2 separate regions of the Homo sapiens genome follow, and region 2 is linked to region 1. The links are chromatin loops, found by intact Hi-C in ENCODE. Cell type or tissue: HepG2. All regions are shown on one strand. Links, peaks and the distances in the headings refer to the core of each region. The heading gives the core; the rest is flanking DNA. Region 1 overlaps EPB41L2 (erythrocyte membrane protein band 4.1 like 2). Region 2 overlaps EPB41L2 (erythrocyte membrane protein band 4.1 like 2).

The links. Hi-C counts contacts between places; a loop is a spot of excess contacts. Peaks named below come from ENCODE experiments on the same cell type or tissue, not always from the same donor. Only the 100,000 strongest peaks of a DNase experiment are listed, where the experiment ranks them.
Region 2: a loop joins it to region 1, with 8 times the contacts of the local background. A loop is called at or near these places in 2 of 110 quality-filtered maps.

What each region holds. Positions count from the first base shown.
Region 1 is chr6:130,927,039-130,937,742 of GRCh38, reverse strand. All of the region lies in intron 3 of EPB41L2 (erythrocyte membrane protein band 4.1 like 2), which reads left to right. Among named protein-coding and RNA genes, the nearest start is that of SMLR1, 100 kb to the right of the region's middle. RefSeq lists an enhancer at 6,086-6,255 and a silencer at 8,240-8,534. In HepG2, for the core only: no CTCF peak of the experiment used is centred there; DNase peaks (open chromatin) are centred at 2,682 and 3,822; H3K4me3 peaks cover 958 bases.
Region 2 is chr6:130,858,677-130,869,380 of GRCh38, reverse strand. EPB41L2 (erythrocyte membrane protein band 4.1 like 2) reads left to right here. Exons shown (of 20, transcript NM_001431.4): 16 at 1,800-1,922; 17 at 3,747-3,845; 18 at 5,663-5,743. Among named protein-coding and RNA genes, the nearest start is that of SMLR1, 37 kb to the right of the region's middle. RefSeq lists an enhancer at 5,538-5,832. In HepG2, for the core only: no CTCF peak of the experiment used is centred there; DNase peaks (open chromatin) are centred at 4,820 and 5,670.

The DNA.
Region 1 (10,704 bases), core at 794-8,793:
CCTGGTTCAAGCAATTCTGCCTCAGCCTCCCGAGTAGCTGGGATTACAGCCACCTGCCACTGCAACTGGCAATTTTTTGTAGTTTCTGTAGAGACATGGTTTCACCATCTTGGCCAGGCTGGTCTTGAACTCCTGACCTCACGGTCCACCTGCTTCGGCCTCCCAAAGTGCTGGGATTACAGGCATGAGCCACCGCGCCCAGCCAATCATTTTTTTTTTAAAGCATTTTAAGTGAATAATTGAGCATTTGATTTATTATCCTGGCTTTTCTATCTGGGTCTTTGAAAGGGACAAAAGGAGCACATATACACCATGGGATGTAGCCTGGCCAGATTGAAAACTGAAAATTGATGGATTTGGAGTATGCAGGCAGATAGTTGAATGCTGGGACAGGGATCCTCTTTGCTGACTGCCTCATGGTTAAGCTTTTAAAAATTTGTTGGTTAAGCTTTTAAAAAAATTTTAGGGTTTTTAGGGCAATGAAGTTACTCTGTATGATGCTATAATACATCGTGGATACGTGTCATTGTACATTTGTCCAAACACATAGAATGCAGGACACCAAGAGTGAACCCTGACATAAACTGTGGACTTTGGGTGATAACGACATGTCAGTGGAGGTTCACCAGTTGTAACAAATGTACCCACTGTGTGGGATGTTGGTAATTATCCCAATGGGGGAGGTTATGCATGTGTGAAAGCAGGGAATATATGGAAAACTTCTGTACCTTATGCGCAATTTTGCTGCGAACCTAAAACTGGTCTAAATAAAAAGTTACAGATGCCCAGGTTCTTCTTTTGTAGATTCTAATTCAGCGGGTCTGATGCCGGCTGGAGCATTTGTGCAGCCAGAGTTAAGAACTGCTTTGAGAGGCCTCACGTTAAGACTGTAGGAGGTCTTACTAAGTGCATGTTTGGGTTCCTTTACTTCACAGCTGTTTGCTAACTAATCGATAGCTGAATTTGGTTATGATTTGTTTTGAGCAATGCCTAGGACATAGTAAGGGCTTGATAAATATTAACTCTAATTGTTATTATATTTTAAAATCCTGATTATATATTTTTCTCAGGATTTTACCAGCTTTCTTAAATTTCTGATGAAAATACTTAAGTCGTATGCCTTGGATAAATTTCTAGTATTCTTGTATTTTATCACTATTTGGCTTAGAAGGGCCTTAATGTAAACGTATGCCACTTATATATTTGCAATGTCTTTGTAATTTAAATAACTTGGTTAGACTGAAAAATTAAACCCTATTTAGTACTTTTACAAGTAAGAAAAACCCCACAAGATTTAAAAATAGTATATTTTATCTTGTAATTTTGAATAAACCAATCCCTAGTGTCCAAGGACTTACCCTTCTGTTGGAGGGTCAGAAGAGAGACATTGGCTATAACCAGTTGTGTTACAAAAATGTAGAATGTCAAAGGTGAACTTATTTCCCACTGAAATAAACTCTAAGAGTAGAAATATTTGTTTTTTGCAGATAAGAAGTTGCAAATTTAGCAGGCTATTTAGCAGCTGTTTACTTAGAGCAAATGAAGATTTAGATAATTCTTCCTCATAAGCTAGAATACTATTCCATTAAACTTTTATTACCAAAGGAAGGCATTTATGGAATGCCTGCAGGGCTGTATTTTATGAATGGCTGAGCAACTGACATACTAGAACTGACAGAGGTGTTTATTGTCTTGTTTAAGCAAAAAAACTTTTTTTGTATAAAATTTGTGGGTATTTACATGTCATCAAATATGGTTTTCTTAGCAAGCTTTAAGATCCATTGCTCTGGGGGCTTTTTTGAGGTTTTCTGCATCTTCATTCCAGAGGTTGGCTTTGGGTTTGTTGTGGAGCTAGAATGTAAATGTGAGGAGTGGGAATTGGTTCCTGGAATAGCCTTCTGCATACCTGTTTGGAGATAGAAGTCCTCCAAGTGGGCACACCCTAGTCTACTAGCTGATTCTTGTGTCTTGAAAACTATTGAAAATTTCTGGGCTGCAGGAGATAAAAACTACAACTGCCTAAGAAATAAATTCGTGTGTAGTTATGAATGAGATATTAAAAGGTTGATATTGTTTAAAACTAAAAATTAGCATTTATTTTCTTTTTAAAAAAAGGGGCCATATCATAGACTTCAACTGTTATTGACAGTGGGTTTTTTTGTGTTAATAATGTTGGTAGCAGGATTTCAGATTTTTTTGGTGCCATTTTCCACATAGCATAAAAATGAAATATATTTTTGCATCTTGTTTAAGCTTACCGAGTTGCTTATGAGATTAATTATATGCTCAGTTAAGAATTCTGAAATATTTCAAAACCCAGCAGACTGGGGTGGAAGAACATTCCATTGAATACTGCTCTTAGACTTGATGGGCTTGGAAGCATCGTGCTCATGAAATAAGGGCCTTACTTATATAACAAGTAAGAAGGGCAAGTAAGGAGTCAAAGTATCTATGTGATTTTATTAAAGGTGAACCTGTGTGCTTATAGCTTTACTAGGATTTCCTTTTAAATGATTGCAGGTTACAGTTACTGGAGGGTATCTTTGCAGTCTGTTCTAGTCTAGTGTGTGTTTTTCTAAGCAGCAGCTTTTTAATTTTAATTTTTAGCAACTGAAACTACATTGAATGGTATTTTGTGTCATTCCTGTCAACAACACTGCAAAATTCCCCCAATATTCTGTCATAATCCTTTGAATCCTGTGGAATGGAAAAGATGTGGCAATCCTTAATGAACTGTGAGAAGTTTTCCTTTCTCCCTCCCTTCCTTTTTTTGGTTTATTCTCTAAGGAATAGTATACAAGAAAAATATGTTGTAAGAATCCAACATGTTTACGTAAATCTCTTATCTATCTTAACTGTTTACTTGTATACGTATATACAAAGTTTTCCTGATTAATGAAAATTAAGTTTGAAAAAAATTTTTCAGTTACAAAAAAAAAAAAAAAAGAAAACAAAAAGAAAGGGACGGGTGCTGTGGCTCACACCTGTAATGCCAGCACTTTGGGAGGCCAAGGTGGGAGAATTGCTTGAGCCCAGAGGTTTTAGAGACCAGCCTGGGTAAGATGATGAAACCCCATCTGCCTCTACCAAAACATTTTAAAAATTAGCCAGGCATGGTGGCATGCACCTGTAGTCTCAGATACTCAGGAGGCTGAGGCAGGAAGATCGTTTGAGCCTAGAAGTTTGAGGCTGCAGTGAGCCAGGATTGTGCCACTTCACTCCAGGCTCAGCAACAGAGCAAGACCCCATCTCTTAGAAAAGAGAAATATGTATTTATGTATATGTCTTCTATATTTATGTATCTACATGCATATGTTTGTATATTATATATAATATGTATCTTTTTTGAGTATTTGGAAAAAACGTTTTCAAACTTAATTCTTACTAATGATCAGGGAAGCTTTTCTTAAGAATCTTCCTTTACTATATCAATGTCTCATTTACTACTGGAATTATGTTTTTAACACACACACAAAATTGACCAGGGTTTCTTTTTCCTGGGGTTTGAATGAACTTTGGGAAAGAGATGTGTTGACAGCTCCCTTAGATTGGTAAGAAAATAATTATCTGATAAATCACAGCCTTGGATTTGAGACACTCTCTCTTCTTCCGTATGGTTTTATTGGATTCCCATCCTCCTCCCCCAACAATGTATCAGTTGTTGTGTTTGCTCTGTGCATACCTTTCTTTCCTTGGCCTTTTATATTTGCATAGTGTTGTTTGGAGCTAGTGCAAAATACATAGCTTCAGGGCTGTAATGTATAGATTGCATTGTGCGCTTCCCATCATCGTCTCCTCAGCACACAATAACTGCAGTGTGGAGGGCCCTACACGGAGACAGTGATGGTGTTTATAAAACGCCAGTGGTGTGTGGCATTCACTACAATCTGCCGGGTAAGCAGTTGCACAAATTCCTCCAAGTTGAGAGGCCTCCAGAAATGTCATGTTTTGGCCTCAGTGTTGAATGCCACAAATAACAGCACAGGCATGGGGGACTTTGCTCAGCCTCTCAGATTCCAGCCTGCCTTCCTTGGGCTGCATCTGCAGTAGATTTCATTTACTCTTTTTCTTTTTAAATGAAAGTTCCCAAAAGCTAGCATTCTAATTTTTGAATAATGTATTTTGAGCCCATCCAAATTGTCTTGTTTTGTCTCTCTTTTGTGGGTATCTATAATATATAGGTTTTTAAAAAAACTAAAACTCTGATACCTGGAAAGTAGACCAAAGGGCTTTTTTTGTTTATTGTTTTAAAGTTTTCAACCCGTTAACTTTATATTGCTAGTGAGTGGTATAAGTAGGGTTAGGGAGAGGCAGACAGACGAAAAATAGATAGCTAAGCTTGTTGATATTTAATATAGAAAGTTATATTCAAAATATTTCTTTTTGAAGTGTATTTGGCAAGTTTTATTAACAGTTGCATGGTTTTTATTGTTTAATAAACTTGATATCATATTATTAGAATAGAGATTGACTCGGATTGTACTTTATGAAGATTCTACTGTAAGAACAGAAACAAAGCAAAGGCATGCTTCAGATAGCAAGAAGAAATGACAGCGAAAGTGATGTCTTAGTGGAGGAATGTGCAAGACTAGGAAACCCCCTGTCCTTTCTGCATAAAGATGAGGTATGGCCTACTCTTAAGAGGAAGGGGCAGATTGGCTTTTTCCCTCTAGTTCCCAAAATGTATTTGGAAATGCCCTAGTTTACTAAGGAAGAGTATAAGCATAATGTAGAATTGTGAAAATGAAGTGTTGGTCTGTGCTGGTCTTCTCCCAGAAACTAGTTGGCAGTGTGTGTTTGGTTTAGGTCCTTGAACATTATGGGTTGGTAGTCCATCAGCTAGGTAAGGAAGATTGTGTAAGAAACCAGCAGGCCTGAATTCTAGACTCAACTCTGCCAACTTTTTGACTGGCCTTATGGCATTGAGCCGTTCCATCAGCAGCTATCTTTTGGCCTACTAGTCAGCTAATTACTCAGTAGGAGGCATTGAAGTAAGATGTCCTCTTTCTTAAAGAACTCAGTATCTGAAAGTAATAAGTATCAAAAGGAGTAGAATAGAAGAATAAGTGCCATAGATGTGAATAATGCTCTTGAAGGAGAATGATGCAATATTGAGAGATTGGAACAGGCTTCATAGGGAAGGATATTTTGGAGATTTGTATACAAGTAGAGGTAGTTTTGACACTTGTAAATAAATCAGAGGAAAAAAATTAGAATATGTCTTGATAAGTCAGTAAGTGGTTCTCTTTATCTGGGGCAATACCCCAAAATTGCTGTGACAACTAATGAAGCAACTACGTGTACTGGTATCTTAGGTGAAAGTTATGAAGCAAAATTATGTGTATATTTTGCTTGGTTAACAAATGTATATTTGTAGTCCTTTTTATACAGTAGAATTCAAGTTGTTGATTTTTTTTTTTTTAAAAGCAATGTTAATGGAAGAAAATTACTTTCCTGGATAGAAGTGTGGAATATTAGTGTATATTAAGAGCATACATAATAATTTAATTATTTTAAAAGAAATTCAGAAATCAGACTGAAAAATTAGATAAACTTTCTATAACCTTATTTTTCTTATTTGTGAAATAAGAAAGTTTGATTAGATAATGGAAAACTTTAAAATCATATTTAAAATCAATTATTATTTTAGAGCAGCTCAAAAAGGTCTTGTAATTTCAGCTGGCTTTAATGAATCCATGTAATAAGCCAAACATTTTATTGATCACTTTAAACATACTTCATTTAATTATCTCATCACCATTATAAGGTGGGTACTTTTAAAGAGCGGAACTGAGGCATAGAGAAGTTACGTAACTTACTGTGGTTACAGAGCTGTTAAGAGTAGGGCTGGGGGTCAAGCCCAGGACACTGTGATTATACTGCAGTACTTTTCTTCCGTATTGTTAAGAATTGGTGATTCTCAAGAAAGATGGAACATACCAGAATCTCGGGGGAAAGGAAGAACTATTTTGAGGAACAATTTCAACTTACATGCCCCTGTACATTTTTATGTGCTACCATTATGCATTGTGCCTTGGTTCTTCACCCCCACCCCAAAGAGAATTATTATTTATGGAATGTGTTGTGAACAGTGTGAAGACAAAGTTGTGAGCCACTAGATGGTGTTGCTGTCTGAGCCGACCCAATCGAGTTTGATTGAACATTAGTGCTATAAATGTTATAACTTGGAACATTCATATGTAGCATTTAATATGTGTCACCTGATAATCTGATGCTTTTTAGAATATAAGAAGAAATGTACTACTTATTTTGTTTGCCTTTTTGAATAAGCCTCCAAAGCACATCTGTTTTAGGTTTCTTAGGAGTGACTTTTCTGTGTTTTTTTGTTACAATTTTCCTTCTCAGTCCTTCTTTTTATTCCCTAGCTTATGTTTCATTCCCTCTTGTCTTGATGACTTTATTATAGCTATTTAAAAAAATAATGCGTGTTAGAACCTTTTATATGTTGAGTATAAATAATAAATTAGTAGAATAAAATCATTGTAGATTAATAAATTTTATTAATTTTGCTAGGGATTCATTGAGCTTTCTTAATTTGAAGTTTTATAGCGTTGTTTCTTTTAATATTGCCTTTCCCTTATTCTCTCTCATCTCCATCTAGGACTCTGATGAGATATTTGTAGACCCCTCATTCTGTTCTCCATGTCTGTGAAGTTCTTTCATATTGTCCTTCCCTTTGTCTTTCTCAGCCACATTCTGGATAGTTTTTTTCAGATCTATCTTCCAGTTCACTGGTTTTCTCTTCAGCTTTGTCATATCCTGTCCATTTGGATTATAATTTAGTTACTATAGTTTTCATTTCTAGGTGTTTTATTTGATTATTTTCAAAACCTGCTTTTTCATATTCACTTTTTCCTTAGTCATATTTTAAAATATTTCTTATAAACACATAAAACATATATATTTTGTGTTTTGTTCTTGATAATTCTACTATGTGCAGTCTCTGAAGATCTGATTCTGATACTGTGTCTCTCAATAATGGTGTCTGGTTTCCTTGTCGTTTTGTGATTTTTAATGTATGTTTTTTGAGATTTTTGTCTATGAGAATTTCTTGCTTCTCCCAGGCAGCTGGGCATATCTAATCTTGGACCAGTTTAAACTGGATTATCTTTTGGCATTTTTGAATCAAACAGATGTGAATACCAGTGTCTACATCTGCGTTAGAGTCAGATGGTGGTACAGGTTGAGTATCTTTTATCTGAAATGCTTGGGACCAGAAATATTTTGTATTTCAAGTTTTTTCAGATTTTGTAATACTTGAGCACTCCAAATCAAGAAATTGGAAATCCGAAATGCTCCAATGAGCATTTTCTTTGAGCATAATGTTGGCGTTAAAAAACTTTTGGATTTTGGAGCATTTCATATTTTGGGTTTTTGGATTTGGGATGCTCAACCTGTAATTCTTTCCTACCTCATTTAGTGAGGTGTGGTCTTTAAAACAAAAATTCTGTTGTAGAATACATTAGTAAATGTTGTATTAAAAAATAGTGGGCTCTTTTGCTAAATAGTTTTGGGAAACATCAGGTTTCCCAAGTGAAAGGAATAATGGGAAACAGGGTTTTTGCATTGCAGGACTCCTCAGGGTGTCTGTTATACAAATAGGTGTTTTGGTGCTCAGTAATCATATGCAACAAGGAGAATTTTTCTTGTCTCACTCTGCTGCTCTTTTTGGGAATGAGTGGTGTATATAACTCATGGGATGAGTGGGACCAGTGGAAAATAACTTTGGCAAATATAGGTTGGCCTCGTGATACCTTTGGCTTCTGCTAATTGCCTTCTCGCTGTCTTTCCTACTGTTTATACCACTTTATGACTGTGCGTGTATGTGTGTGTGTGTGTGTGTGTGTGTGTGTGTGTGTGTGTGACTGTCTGTCTTGTATTTAATCTCCCTGAGGGAAGTCGTGATTCTATCTGCTATTCCTCATCCCCAGAGCAAAAGATTGTTGTTGTGCAGAGCTCTTGTATCAGGCTATCTTGTAGGCTACTGGTCACTTTTCTTTGAGCCAATTGGGCCAGGTACCTAATTATGTCCAAATTGGTAGATACATAATGCTTTATTTTTGGCTTCCCATTCATTCTCTTTCTCTGCCAGTTGCATATAAATTTCCTGAGACCATGTTTGTCGTGCTCATCATTGATTCCCTGGTATCTTAACATAGGAACTGACACATATGGGTCAATAAAGATTGAGTGCTAGCTTGGCAAGTCCTCACAGTCATCTGAGAGTCGGACAGGGTAACCAGCAGTCATATCGCATGGCTTGTTTATTCTGGATGGCTTCCTTTTTTCATTTTACTGTATCCTCCAGTATCTTTTGAACAGAAATTCACTCAGTCTCTATAAACATCCGAAGTAAAAAGTAAGCTCTATAAACATCCAAAGTAAAAAGTAAGTTATTTTGAATATCTGTTTTCTCTACCTCAAAAAATCATTTCCTCCTCTAAGATTCCCTTCAGATATCATATTCTTGGCGCAGCTGTGATTTCTGTTAGTCACATTTACTCATTCCATTCCTGGTGTTCTGATAGCACTTTGTACATCGCTCTCTCAACATGTGCTTCATGTGTTGTTGCATTTTTGCTTTTCCTTCCAGATTTTGAGTTCGTTGAGGGTGGAGAGGCAGATGGAAGCTTAAGTAATGTGTATGTGCAATCAGGATCTCATCAAGCATTGAGAATATCTGTTCCCTGGAGAGAGAAGGAAAGAATAGTAGAGAAGCAGCTTTAGCATCTAGAAACATTTTGGTGTTTGTTAGATGTGGACTAGTGAAGGAATAGTTGACAGTAGAGTACTGCTATGGTTGGTTGAGGCATATTCCATCTCACTGGGTTAATTTTATTCTCACGTGAGCTCTGAGGTAGCTATTACCCTCATTTTACAGACAGGGAGACTTAAGTGGTTTTACTTTGTCACACTGGTGCGGTGCAGTAATAGTAAATGCTTACAAAATGTTGAATGATAGAGGAACTAGGTCCGATAGAGGAACTGGTCCAGCCATCATGCTGATACCTCATGTACTGCCAAATTGTAGTGGTGAGCTGTGTGGATGTTTTTTCCTCTTAATCTTGTAAGGAAATTCTGCCCATGAGGGCATGTTCCTATTTTTGAAATGGAAACCAATGAGAACATGTGAATTATTAGTAAGAGTTGACTTGAAGCTAGTGTTGGAATTGGAACGTGTTTTCTCCTTGAACTGAGGTGTATTTTTGTAGACATCAGTTGTCTTAAATATCCTTTTTACCCTAATTTCAAATAGCATCATAACCAATTGTTATGTACTGCAACTCTTTTAGTACTCACCGCACCTCCTGTGGTATCTGCTATCTGTTATCCCCATTTCACAGATGAGCAGATTAAGGCAAGCAGACGTTAAGTGTCTTGCCATGGGTCACATAGCTTGTAAGTAGTGGAAGTGTATTTAGAACTTTGGTGTTTGACATACAGAGCCCAATACTCTTATTCTCTATGCTGTATTTGTATATACTTTTAATATGTAGACAAACAAGCACATATCTATCTTAAACATGCTCAGTAATTTAATTGACTATTAAATCCTCATTGCAAACCTGTAATATGTATGTGACACATTGTTTTATTTTTAAATTTTTTATTATTTATGTATTTATTTATTGAGACAGGGTCTCACTGTCACCCAGCCTGGATTGCAGTGGCGTGAACACAGCTCACTGCAGCCTCAGCCTCCCAGGCTTAAGCAATCCTTCCACCCCAGCCTCCGGAGTAGCTGAGACTACAAGCACACGCCACCACACCTGGCTAACGTTTGTATTTTTTGTAGAGATGAGGTTTCACCATGTTGCCCAGGCTGATCTTGAACTCCTGAGCTCAAGAGATATGCCTGCCTCAGCCTCCCAAAGTGCTGGGATTACAGGCGTGAGCTACCATGCCAGGCCTTACACTGCTTATTATGTTGAAATAATGTTATCTGTGTGGCATTCTCCTTCTTCCCTTTACAATTTGATGCAATTCTATTCTTTTCAGAAATGTTACCATAAGAGGCTTAATAATAAAAATACCAGATTCTCCTCCTCAAGATACATGTGTGGGGAACATTAATTTTCACACACTGGATGAGCTAGTACACATTTTGATAGTGAGAGGGCATTCGTTTTGAGGATGGAAAAGTCTGATGGCTTTTTCTTTTTCACTAGCAGTGCATTGGTGGCTTTTATCAGTGCACCTGGGGAGGAGGCGTGTGTCTGACCTGACCTCACAGTTGGGTTGTTCCAGGGGTGTGCATCTTAATTGGAGATGAGTCACCACTCTGCTTATGTTTTGCCATTGAAGAGACAATGAGCTTTTCTTCTATGGCTGTCAAAGGCTCTTACATCTCTGTTCACAGCAGCTTCTTAAATTTATATATATATATTCAAGGTAAAAATATGTTAAGTCCTTAGGGGCAGTTGATTTCTTGTCCCACTTCCATTATCTTGTATTTTTAGAATTTATCCCAAGGAGCGAACACCATATCATTTTCTAGGAAATTGTAAATAGGAGCATAGCTCATATAGAAAATAAAATTCTATTCTACAGATATCATGGAACAAAAAATCAAACATGAAACCAAAGTGTTGATAGGATAAATTATGTTAGGATCTACTGAATAATAGGGCTAAATGATTTTCCTGGGGAGTAGTGTACTTTATAGATATGAGCCACCTTGAG
Region 2 (10,704 bases), core at 1,148-9,147, 69 kb after region 1:
TTCCAGCTTCTCTGCGGCCACTGGACACCTGTAGGGTAAACTTTCCTAGAAGCACCACATCAATTTTTCCTTCCCTTTTCACATTTAAATTTTTCTTTGCATGTTTTGGGTGTTTTCAACTGTTTTGTCTTCAGTTGCACTGCTTCCTCACACTAAATGCCTTTTTTTCCCCTTTTGGTTTAATTAGAAAAATGTATATGTAATGTTGAAAAAAAAAATGGTCACTGCTGAGTGTGTGTGCCCCTGATGTCATGATTGGGTTTGACTTCTTGGCTCATTCTTCAGCTTCAGAGTTTTAGAAATGACAGCAGTCTCTGATTACCGTGGTTCTCTGAATGCAGTATCCAGCAGTGATGAGAATGTTATTTCTTGAATGCCACTGTGATTTCTGTTTTGGGATTGCAGGGGTTGTATGGTTTTGTTAAGAGCCTTTCTTTTCTTCCAGGCAGCCAGAGGCTAGGCTATTTGATAGGAGGATATCCTCGCTTCTCATTCTATCCTGATGTCAATTCTGGAGTATTTGCCAGATGATTATATGTTTTGTGGATTATCTATACATTGGACATGAATCTTTTTCTTTTCAAAGAAGAGAACTTTTTGGTCACTAAGTGCAGTGTCTCTCATTTGGGAGTTAGGCTGAGGGAGGGTTTATTTCCTTGGGAATATTTCTTGATTTTAATATTAAATGCCCACAGTACAGAGATTTATTTTGTTCTCTTCGATGGGATGGAAAATGTTGAAGTGACTTTGTCTTAAAATAATTAAGTGGATTTTAACCATGTTACTTTTAAACTTCTGTTTCACTTTAGAGAAGATTTTTCAAGAGTCTTTGAACACTTTGAACTATTCTGTATTTAACATATCGTTACTCCTCTTTAAATAATTATGCCTGTTGAGAATGTTCTCTCAAAGAAAGTACTGCAGTATTTTGGTAGTAGTATAGTCTGGTGTTGCATTAATATTAAGCATGCATACTCGGCAGACTAAAATGTTAATAAGCCGTTGAATATTTCCTTTAATGTTTTAAATTGTTCAAAGCATTGGTGTAACATTGATGGAGTAATTTTAGATAGAGCATTTTAACTTAGGTAATACAGAAGAAACACTGCAAATTTTAGACAGGTATAACTGAAAACAGTAATACTTGAAGACATCCTTTCTGAAAATGGTGTGTCTGTTAACAATAAGGCAGAAAAGGTATTGTGGGCAGAAGAACAAATCTTAGCCTACCTAGCTGGCATGCCAGTTAAAGGCAGTGAGCCTTCACACAAACTATGTGGTCCTTTAAATTATAATAAAAATAGAGACAAGTCACTTCACATAGTTCATTCTATTTTCTTTTCAATTTATTATTACTTGCCCAAAGCTAAGGAGGGAGGAGGAGAGAGAGAGAGAGAGAGAGAGAGAGTGTGTGTGTGTGTGTGTGTGTGTGTGTGTGTGTGTCACTATACACTAGGCTTGACATAAAAGTAGTTTGGGACCATCTTAATTTAAAGAGTAACATAATTTAGGAAGCCATCATGTCAACTTATTTTTCATATATGTGTATGTACACATACACACATTCATATATATGTACGTATCTATGTGCACATGTATGTATGTGTATATATGATATATTTGAAGGAAAATTTTTCTTTTATTTCTTTTGTTTGTTTTAGGTTGTTTGCTTTTACTCTTTTCTTTTGTGCATGAGTGTGTGTTTGGATATGTTTCTTACTATTATTTGTGAAGGTTCCATTAAACACTTTTACTTTATTACCTCTAGAATTTATTTTTCCCTTCCTTTTCCACCTCAGCCACCAGTGGTAAAAACAGAGATGGTAACAATTTCTGATGCCTCACAAAGGACAGAAATCTCCACCAAGGAAGTCCCCATTGTCCAAACTGAGACCAAAACCATCACATATGAGTCTCCACAGGTACAAAAGCTCTAGACTTGGACTGTTCGAGCTCTTTTTTCCCTTAGTGTATCTATGTTTTCATTCTTTCTTCTCTTAGTTTACATGTTTCTGGCTTTGATGTAGCTTTTTGTATCTGCACTTTGTAAGTGTACTTCAACAACATAATTTGCTATGTTCTCTTAGATTGAGACAGAGAGCTGCAATTAAATTGGTAACCCAGTAATTATAGGGGAACTGTACATATGATTATTTAGGACAGACAGTATCAATCTTGTTCATATGATTGAAAGCCATTTCTGAGTTGACATATCTAAGAATGTTTGTGTACACTTAGGAAACAAATTGTCTTGCAAAGTTTATCTGATATAATTCATCGATTAATAATAATCCGATCTAATTGTGGATGTGATTTAGGCTTCTTTCCCTCTCTAACTCCGTGAAGATTGACCCAATCAACTCATTCTTGCTTGTAATAACACACATACACACACACACACACACAAACACACACAGGCACACACACCTGTGCTTCTCCTTCGTGTGGAATTATTTTCTAAAGACCTATGTAGTCATTCATATGTGAATGGTGATACCATGTGTCTAAATAATTATCAGATTTGTGTGTTTGATTTTAGGTTTTCACACATTGGTTCTGTAAAGATTTGGAATAAGCATTAAGATGTTTAACCTTAAGAATAACAAAAAAAGATAAAGCATTCATGATTTCAAAATAGAATATAAAATAAATATTTTCTCCACTTAGAAGATGAACCTTCTGTGGTAGAATTGTATCATGGTGGAGGATGTCAGGTTATTGACCTCTCAGAATATTTTTTAAAAGGTTTAATGCATGCATGTGTGAAACACATCTGAAAATTATTTTGGATATGGCATCCTTGTGTGTGCCTTGATCCCACATAAGCACAAATAGGTTTCTTATGAACAGCTTGGCGGGGGAGCATTAGTGATGTGTCTGTGCTGTGATAAGTTGCCAGAATGAAGACATACAGGTGCATGACCCAAGTTTGAAAGAGATTTCCTCTTACAGTCAGAAAGGCTCTGGACCGTCCAGTTATTTCCTCGTGTCAGTGTCAGGAAACAGAGGGCAAATATGTTTCGTGATCTTAACATAAACTGTTAGGCTATTAATTTGCTTCATTGATTCCCCTTGGAAACTCTAGAATCTTCTGCATCTTTCAATATCAAAGCAAACAAGTTAAAATCTATTTTAACATATGTATGGGATTTATATATATGTAGGAGCACATGCGTATGTGCAGTATTGAAATATATGTGCCCGTATATATGCTCACAACATGCAAACTATTACAGGAACAATGTAGTTGATGAAAACAATCGCTAGAGGTAAGCAGATAACCAAATCATGCAGATTCAGTTTGTCCTGGTCAGGTTCTGTTGCTTGGTAATTTGATAAAATGTTTATCTATTTTTACCCACCTGTGCTTAAAAAACAACAAACTCAGCGCTTCTGGTCACTGTGGAAACTTCTCTGCCTGGCTCTCTAGTTTCATTTTCTAGCTTGTGCAAAAGTCCTTCAGACAAATTCTGTCATAATTCCCTTGTAGCTTTCAGTCCCACCTACTATGTCCATTCTCCTCTCTTTTCTCCACTCACACAGTTGAGTTTGCTTCTCCATGTGCACCTAGCCTTTTGCCTCTACTCGGTTTCAAATACCAGCCGCTCTCCTGGATGGTAATTACTACTGCAAACACGCAAACCACATGGATTTTAAAAGATGCATATTCGATGGGGCGGGGATCTTCTCTGACAACATAACAGAAGTTAAGCATTACTTTGTATTTTTCCCCCAACTATCCAAAGATTGATGGCGGGGCTGGTGGTGATTCGGGCACGTTACTGACCGCACAAACCATCACATCTGAGTCCGTGTCAACAACGACAACCACACACATCACCAAGGTAAAGCAATGCAGGGGATCATATGGAGAGGATGGTACATTACAGACAGAATCTTTTCTGAATTGTTTCTCTCTTCCTGTACACACTTCCAAGTAAGATACAGACAGTGCCAGCGGAATCAAAATGCCTTGGTTTAAAGTATCCAAGAAATTAGGCTCCATTGACAAATGCATTCAAGCCAAATTGCAATTTTGTGAAGTACAAGGGGGTAAAAATATGTTACGAATAGCTATATGTAAGATAGCTACAAAACCATAAATAATTTAATAAAATTTATAATTTATAAAAACAAACTTGTGCTTCTACTTTTATTAAACCAGCCCTCCTGACTAAAGCGAATGAATGAAGGCCATCATTCAGAATTTTCAGCAAGTTGTTCAAATAATGTAGAATTTCCCTCATTTAAGATCGCTAGTATACTGATTTGGGGCATTCCCCTGTTCCTCCCTGCATAATTCTCTAAATGTTTAGCACTGGGTAACCAGTCATCCCTGGATCAGCAGCATCAGCTTCACCCGGGGCATTGTTAGAAGTATAAATAGCGTGGCCCCACTCCAGTCCTCCTGAAACCTTAGAATTGTCTTAAGAAGCTTCCAGTGATTCTGATGCATGCTGAAGTCATCAGCTTTCTAACTCCAGCCTTATTTTCCACTATTTCCTTCTTCTGTTTTTTACTTTGGATAAGTGTCTAAAGGTCTTAAAGGTGTCCCTTGTGCCCTTCCCAACCCATGTTTCAACAACAATTTAAAAAACAGCAAAAGTAATTTGTAAATTTAAAAATGCCGCATAAATGCAAGGTACTGTTGGTGCTCATTTTAAAGCATATCCAGTTATTAAGCATAGTGATAAGCCTGGTTTGTTATGGTAAAATGCTGTCACTTGTGACTGAGAGTGTACATTTATCAGAGTTGTAAATGTTGGATGTGCGCTTTCCCAGGACCGTGTGGTATTTGCTTATTGACTGTTTAGAAGGTCACAGCCAGATGATCTCCTCAGCCTCATCCAGTGTGCCCCAGGCACTCGCAGCTTGTACGGAGCCCATAACGCTGTGAGGCAGTTCCCCCAGGAGCTCCCTCCTCCAGCCCCGCTCGCAGCCTTTGTCTAGCCATGCGCCATGTCTACGTGTATGACTACTTACGCAGGGTGTCATCAAATCAAACATTCAACAAAAATCTCATCCATCTTCCGTATCTGAAACCAAAGCAAATCCTTTTTAAAATTATTGCACTAAATGCAATAAACAAAATCAGCAAATAAATTTGTATGCTCAGAATCCATCAGTCAAAACCATCACATCATACAGAAGTCTTCTGTGATGGGAAAAAAATATATATCACATCAAACAGTTTCTCAAACCAAAAACAGATACCTAAATTCTTATAATTTCTTGTAATTCTGCAAGTAACTGATTTCTCCCTACTCTCCTTTTTAAAAATTGGCCAGCTAGGAGTAAAGAAACTCGGGAAACTATAACAGAATTCCCTTAAAGGAACTACTTGGATTAAATAATATCTGTCCTATCTTAATCAAGTGAGATTAAGATGGGACAGATGCCATCTTGAATATTGATAAATGAGTTTTAAGGTTGCTCTCAGCTGAGGGATACTTGTGGATGCTATAACTTTAGTAATAGGATTCTCTATTGAGCCTAAAAATAAAGCACAAAGTGTTTCTAGAATATCAGTCTTTTGCTGCTTGTTGTGTGTGGCCTTACAATGATCCACAGGTCTAGGTGGACTCCCATCTCTGTTTGCTCTGACTGTGTAAACGTGCTTCAGTGATTGCTGTTTTTTCTTCTTCTCCTTTATGACCTTTAGACTGTAAAAGGTGGAATTTCTGAAACAAGAATTGAGAAACGCATTGTGATCACAGGAGATGGAGATATTGATCATGACCAGGTAAATAAGTTAAGTTCTAGTTTTGGAAATGGCCCTGTTTGTTTTCTAAGTTTCACATTTGTCATCATGTCGCATACCTGTGTAAACCTCTTCTCCCCAAACCTCCTGGATGAAGTCCACCTCCTAAGCAGGACATAAAGACACAGCCTGGATACAAGCTTTCCTACCTCTGAATCAGAATAAAACACAGATTTCTCTTTATTTCCCACTGGCTTTACATGCACTTTTGGGTCAACGTAATCTGGAGGATTTCTGGAAAACATAAGATTCGTGTGGGCCTGGTTTAAAGGCAAGTGATCAAATATTTAAAAATGAATGGCAGTTCAATGCACCAGTTTCCAAAAAATGAAGAAAGCCACTAAGCTTGACCTATGCCTACTTTTAGGAACTTTTCAAGTATATTTATGGCATTAGAAAAGTTGAGCTATTTACTTCCAGGTGTTTTCTCCTATTGCGATTATTGGGGGAGGGGAGGTAATACAAGGTTTCTTACAAAGTGAAAATTTACATTGATTCTGAAAATTTTTTAAAAGAATCATGCCTCCATTCTAATGTTAAATTTGGCAGCATGCATGGCTTTGAGCAGGTGATGAATGGAACTGCTGGAGACTTTGAGAGCAGTTTTAATTTTAGACTGCAGTCCCAAGTGATGCTGACAATTTTTTTAAAAGTGATTTTAACTCAGCTTTAAAGGAGACCAAGCTGTTTTCCTTTTATAACAACTTGAAGAAAAGGAAAAGAAATATTCAATTGACTATCTCAGCTGGGGAGTAGGAGCTAACGATAGTTACACAGCTTTGGACACAATACTGAGCTCAGGAAAGAAAATTTTAGAGAACAAAATTCCTCATTTGAGAAAGGCAGCCTATATGTGATCAGAGATAAATGGATTTTTCATGCCTAAGAAGAAAATTACTCCCAATTTTTTTGACCTTTGTAAGTATGATTTGACTTACATATTCGTAATGTACTTTTAAAATTTTCTTAAGAGTTATTAGAGGTTAAAAGGTTGCCTTGACTCTGGATTTTGACATAGGACATAGGACTGGAGATTCCTAGAGAGCATTAGTACACTTGTCTGCTTACCATGGGAAAATGAGTGACTTATGTGGAAACAAGCCTCCAGTTTTCCAGAGGGGATTTATTCTACTATCCACTGGAACAGTCTTGAGTTTCGCCTGAGAAATTGGAGTAAACCTGCTTCTTTCTCTCTGGGACTCTTCTCAATAAGCACTCATTGAATTCCTAGAATATGTGAAGCACAAGCTCACATTTTTTGGCATGGTGGAAAGTGCAAACTAGGGTCTTCTCCCAGCCATTGTTTCTTCCACCCCCCTCTCCCCATTGAACCTAGGCCCTTTACACACTTTAAAATGCCACCTTTCCAGTACTCAGGTTTTACTTATGTGTATTGTTTTGCCTTTTATAACAAAAGCCAAAATAATTTTGTTATAAAAGGCAAAAGAATATTTTGGCCTGTTTTACCCCAAAATTCAAATCTAGATAGTACTGCTTCTGAAAGGCAAATATTAAAAACACAATCTGAAATACAAGTGCCAAAATAACATATACACCTGACTCTTAAAAAATCATGATGACCCAGCAGCCTTAACTGCTGCTGTTGCAAGGACAGTAATCTCCTTTTTTGTATATGATGTCATGTTTCAGCCCTTTCTAAAACTGAGGTCAGATATCCAAATGAAGAGAACAGAGATTTTGCCTTTTTATGTTTGTGAGATAGCATAAACTTTTTTTTTTTTTTTGGGGAGATGGAGTCTCCCTCTGGTGCCCAGACTGGAGTGCAGTGGCACGATCTGGACTCACTGCAACCTCTGCCTCCTGGGTTCAAGTGATTCTCCTGCCTCAGCCTCCTGAGTAGCTGGGATTATAGGCACCCGCCACCACGCCCGGCTAGTTTTTGTGTTTTTAGTAGAGATGGGGTTTCACTGTGTTGGCCAGGCTGGTCTCGAACTCCTGACCTCAGGTTATCCACACTCCTCGGCATCCCAAAGTGCTGGGATTACAGTCGTGAGCTACCACACCTGGCCAACATTTTTGAGTAAATGTGATTGTGGCTTTTGGTCTGCTTGTCACCAGAAGCTGTTGGGGGTTCACTTTCTCCTTTAAGCCTGTAATGAGATGACAGAGCTACTTTAAATTAAATGATGAAATCGCTTTGCTGTCAAAATCCGATGTTGATCATAGAGTGACCTTCATAACATTGACATCTTTTTCAGTTCCTTGCCTACGTTAAAAGGAATCTTCAGGCTGGGGGCGGTGGCTCACGCCTGTAATCTCAGCACTTTGGGAGGCCGAGGTGGGCAGATCACGAGGTCAGGAGATGGAGACCATCCTGGCTAACACAGCGAAACCCTGTCTCTACTAAAAATACAAAAAATTAGCCGGGTGTAGTGGCGGGCACCTGTAGTTGCAGCTACTTGGGAGGCTGAGGCAGGAGAATGGTGTGAACCTGGGAGGCAGAGCTTACAGTGAGCGGAGATGGCGCCACTGCACTCCAGCCTGGGCGACAGAGCAAGATTCCATCTCAAAATTAAAAAAATTAAAAATAAAAAAGGCATCTTAAAATGGAAGGACACTTTCACTGGGCCAGACAGAAAACAAGAAATCTTTTTTGTGTTGGCAAATCAAAGAGGCATGCTTTTACAGAAACTTGCTTTGCAGATTCTTCACCCTGTGCTGGTCATGATACTTTCAGCTCCATACCAAGGAGAGGTAAAATACACTGCAGTGTCTCTTCAGAGTGTATTTCTTTCTAAGAAATAATTGCTCAATTTGGCAGTAAGAGCCGGGCGCGGTGGCTCAAGCCTGTAATCCCAGCACTTTGGGAGGCCGAGGCGGGCAGATCATGAGGTCAGGAGATCGAGACCATCCTGGCTAACACGATGAAACCCCGTCTCTACTAAAAATAGAAAAAAAATTAGCCGGGCGCAGTGGCAGGCGCCTGTAGTCGCAGCTATTCGGGAGGCTGAGGCAGGAGAATGGTGTGAACCCGGGAGGCGGAGCTTGCAGTGAGCCGAGATCGCGCCACTGCACTCCAGCCTGGGCGACAGAGCGAGACTCCGTCTCAAAAAAATAAAAATAAAAATAAAAATAAAATTTGGCAGTAAGATGTGATGTTTTCTCATAATCCTTATTATTGCCATAATAAATTAACATTTTACAGTATTTAATTTTGCATGCTGATATTATGGAATGAAAGGAGTTTTAACAAACTGATTTTGAATGTGTTTCAAGATGACTGTAGCAGTTTTTGCTTTTCCCAATCTTTCTGTGAATTAGAGTGTATTTCATATGTGTTGCCTTCCCTTGGGCATCATCTACATTTTCTCTTGAACAGTTGCCCTGCTTTATTGTAGGCAGATCTTTGTAGATCAGATACTCAAAGTATTTGATCATTTGTCTGTAGCTACGTTTGGCTCCCATCAGAGCTTGTCCTTGTCTTTGACTTTTCCCAGTGTGGACTGCACAAACCAACATGTAGTAAATGGCTTGGATCATTCCAATCTCCTTCCCTCTGAAGACACACACAAACACAATGTAGAACTGCACCCCTGTGCCTCCTCTCCCTTTCCTATTCCCATTCCAGTCAACACGTTGAAAAGCTTCTCTGCCCTTCCCTGGAACCAGATACCTGCTCCCACTCCTGCTCCACGCTAGCCCTCCAGCCATTCACTCTCCCGCCTTGACAAACACTTCTGCTACTGCCCAGATTGGAGTCTGGTTCCATGTTTTATTTCTCTATTGTCCCAACACAGGTCACTCACAAGAGTTTGTTCCCTGGTGGAAATTTAAGCACCCTCAAATGTCTTCCAAGTTTCTGTGCAAAAAATTTTCTGTATGAAAATGATGTCTTTTTTTTTTTTTTGGTAGCTTTACCTTTTTTTAAACGAAACGAGGCTTAGGGTTTCTGTTTAGTATCCTTACAGCTGACAGAAACTATCATGCAAACAAGAAATGCAGTTGTCCCCTTAGGCAGCTGACAGCAAAAGAAAAAATTGCATGGCTTTATTTCAAATGCAGTTTCCTTATGAGATATGGTATTCTCTGTCCTAGTAAAATTTTCTCTTTGTTTTAGCATTCTTTCCTAGACTTTTTTTTTTTTTTTTGAGACAAAGTCTCACTCTGTTGCCCAGGCTGGAGTGCAGTGGTGCAGTCTTGGCTCACTGCAGCCTCCACTTCCCGGTTCAGGCAATTCTCCTGCCTCAGCCACCTAAGTAGCTGGGATTACAGGCGTGCGCCAGCCAAGCCTGGTGTTTTTAGTAGAGACTGGGTTTCACCATGTTGGCCAGGCTGGTTTCGAACTCCTGTCCTCAAGTGATCGCCCGCGTTGGCGTCCCAAAGTGCTGGGATTACAGGCCTGAGCCACCACGCCTGGCCTTTAGAATTCTTTCCTAGACTTCAAGGGTTCTCTGATGTTTTGTTTTCTCACCCATACTTTAAAAACAAAATGAGTAATAATTAGGAAAGCTATTTTCCTCCTCTGAAAAATAGGATCTTTCCATTGTGCCACAACACTCTTACAGTTTACTTTCTGATAAAACACAGAGAAACTTTGCTTTCTTACCACGTGGTCCAAGGAAGGACCATAAACCACTGGAGTCAGCCCTCTGGGTCCTCCCTGCTCCTATCCTGCTGCTCACAGGCTGGATGGCCTTGAGAAAGACCCATTAATCTTTGTGCCTGCAGTTTTGTCAACTGTCAAATAGGGACCTGTATTTTATAACCTGAAGATTAGTCAGTCTCTGTTCTTTAGCTTTACTAATTGTATGTTGTTGCTACTGCTCTTTAGTTCTGTGTCTTAGAGGTTTATAGACATCTTTCCTGCAGTCTTTTAGTTCAGCAAACATTTTAGTTCAAACAATTACTGAGAGCCTAAGAAGATAAAGATGAGCAAGGCCTGGTCCTCTGCCTTGCAGTTTCAGGCAATTGGGTGACAGCTA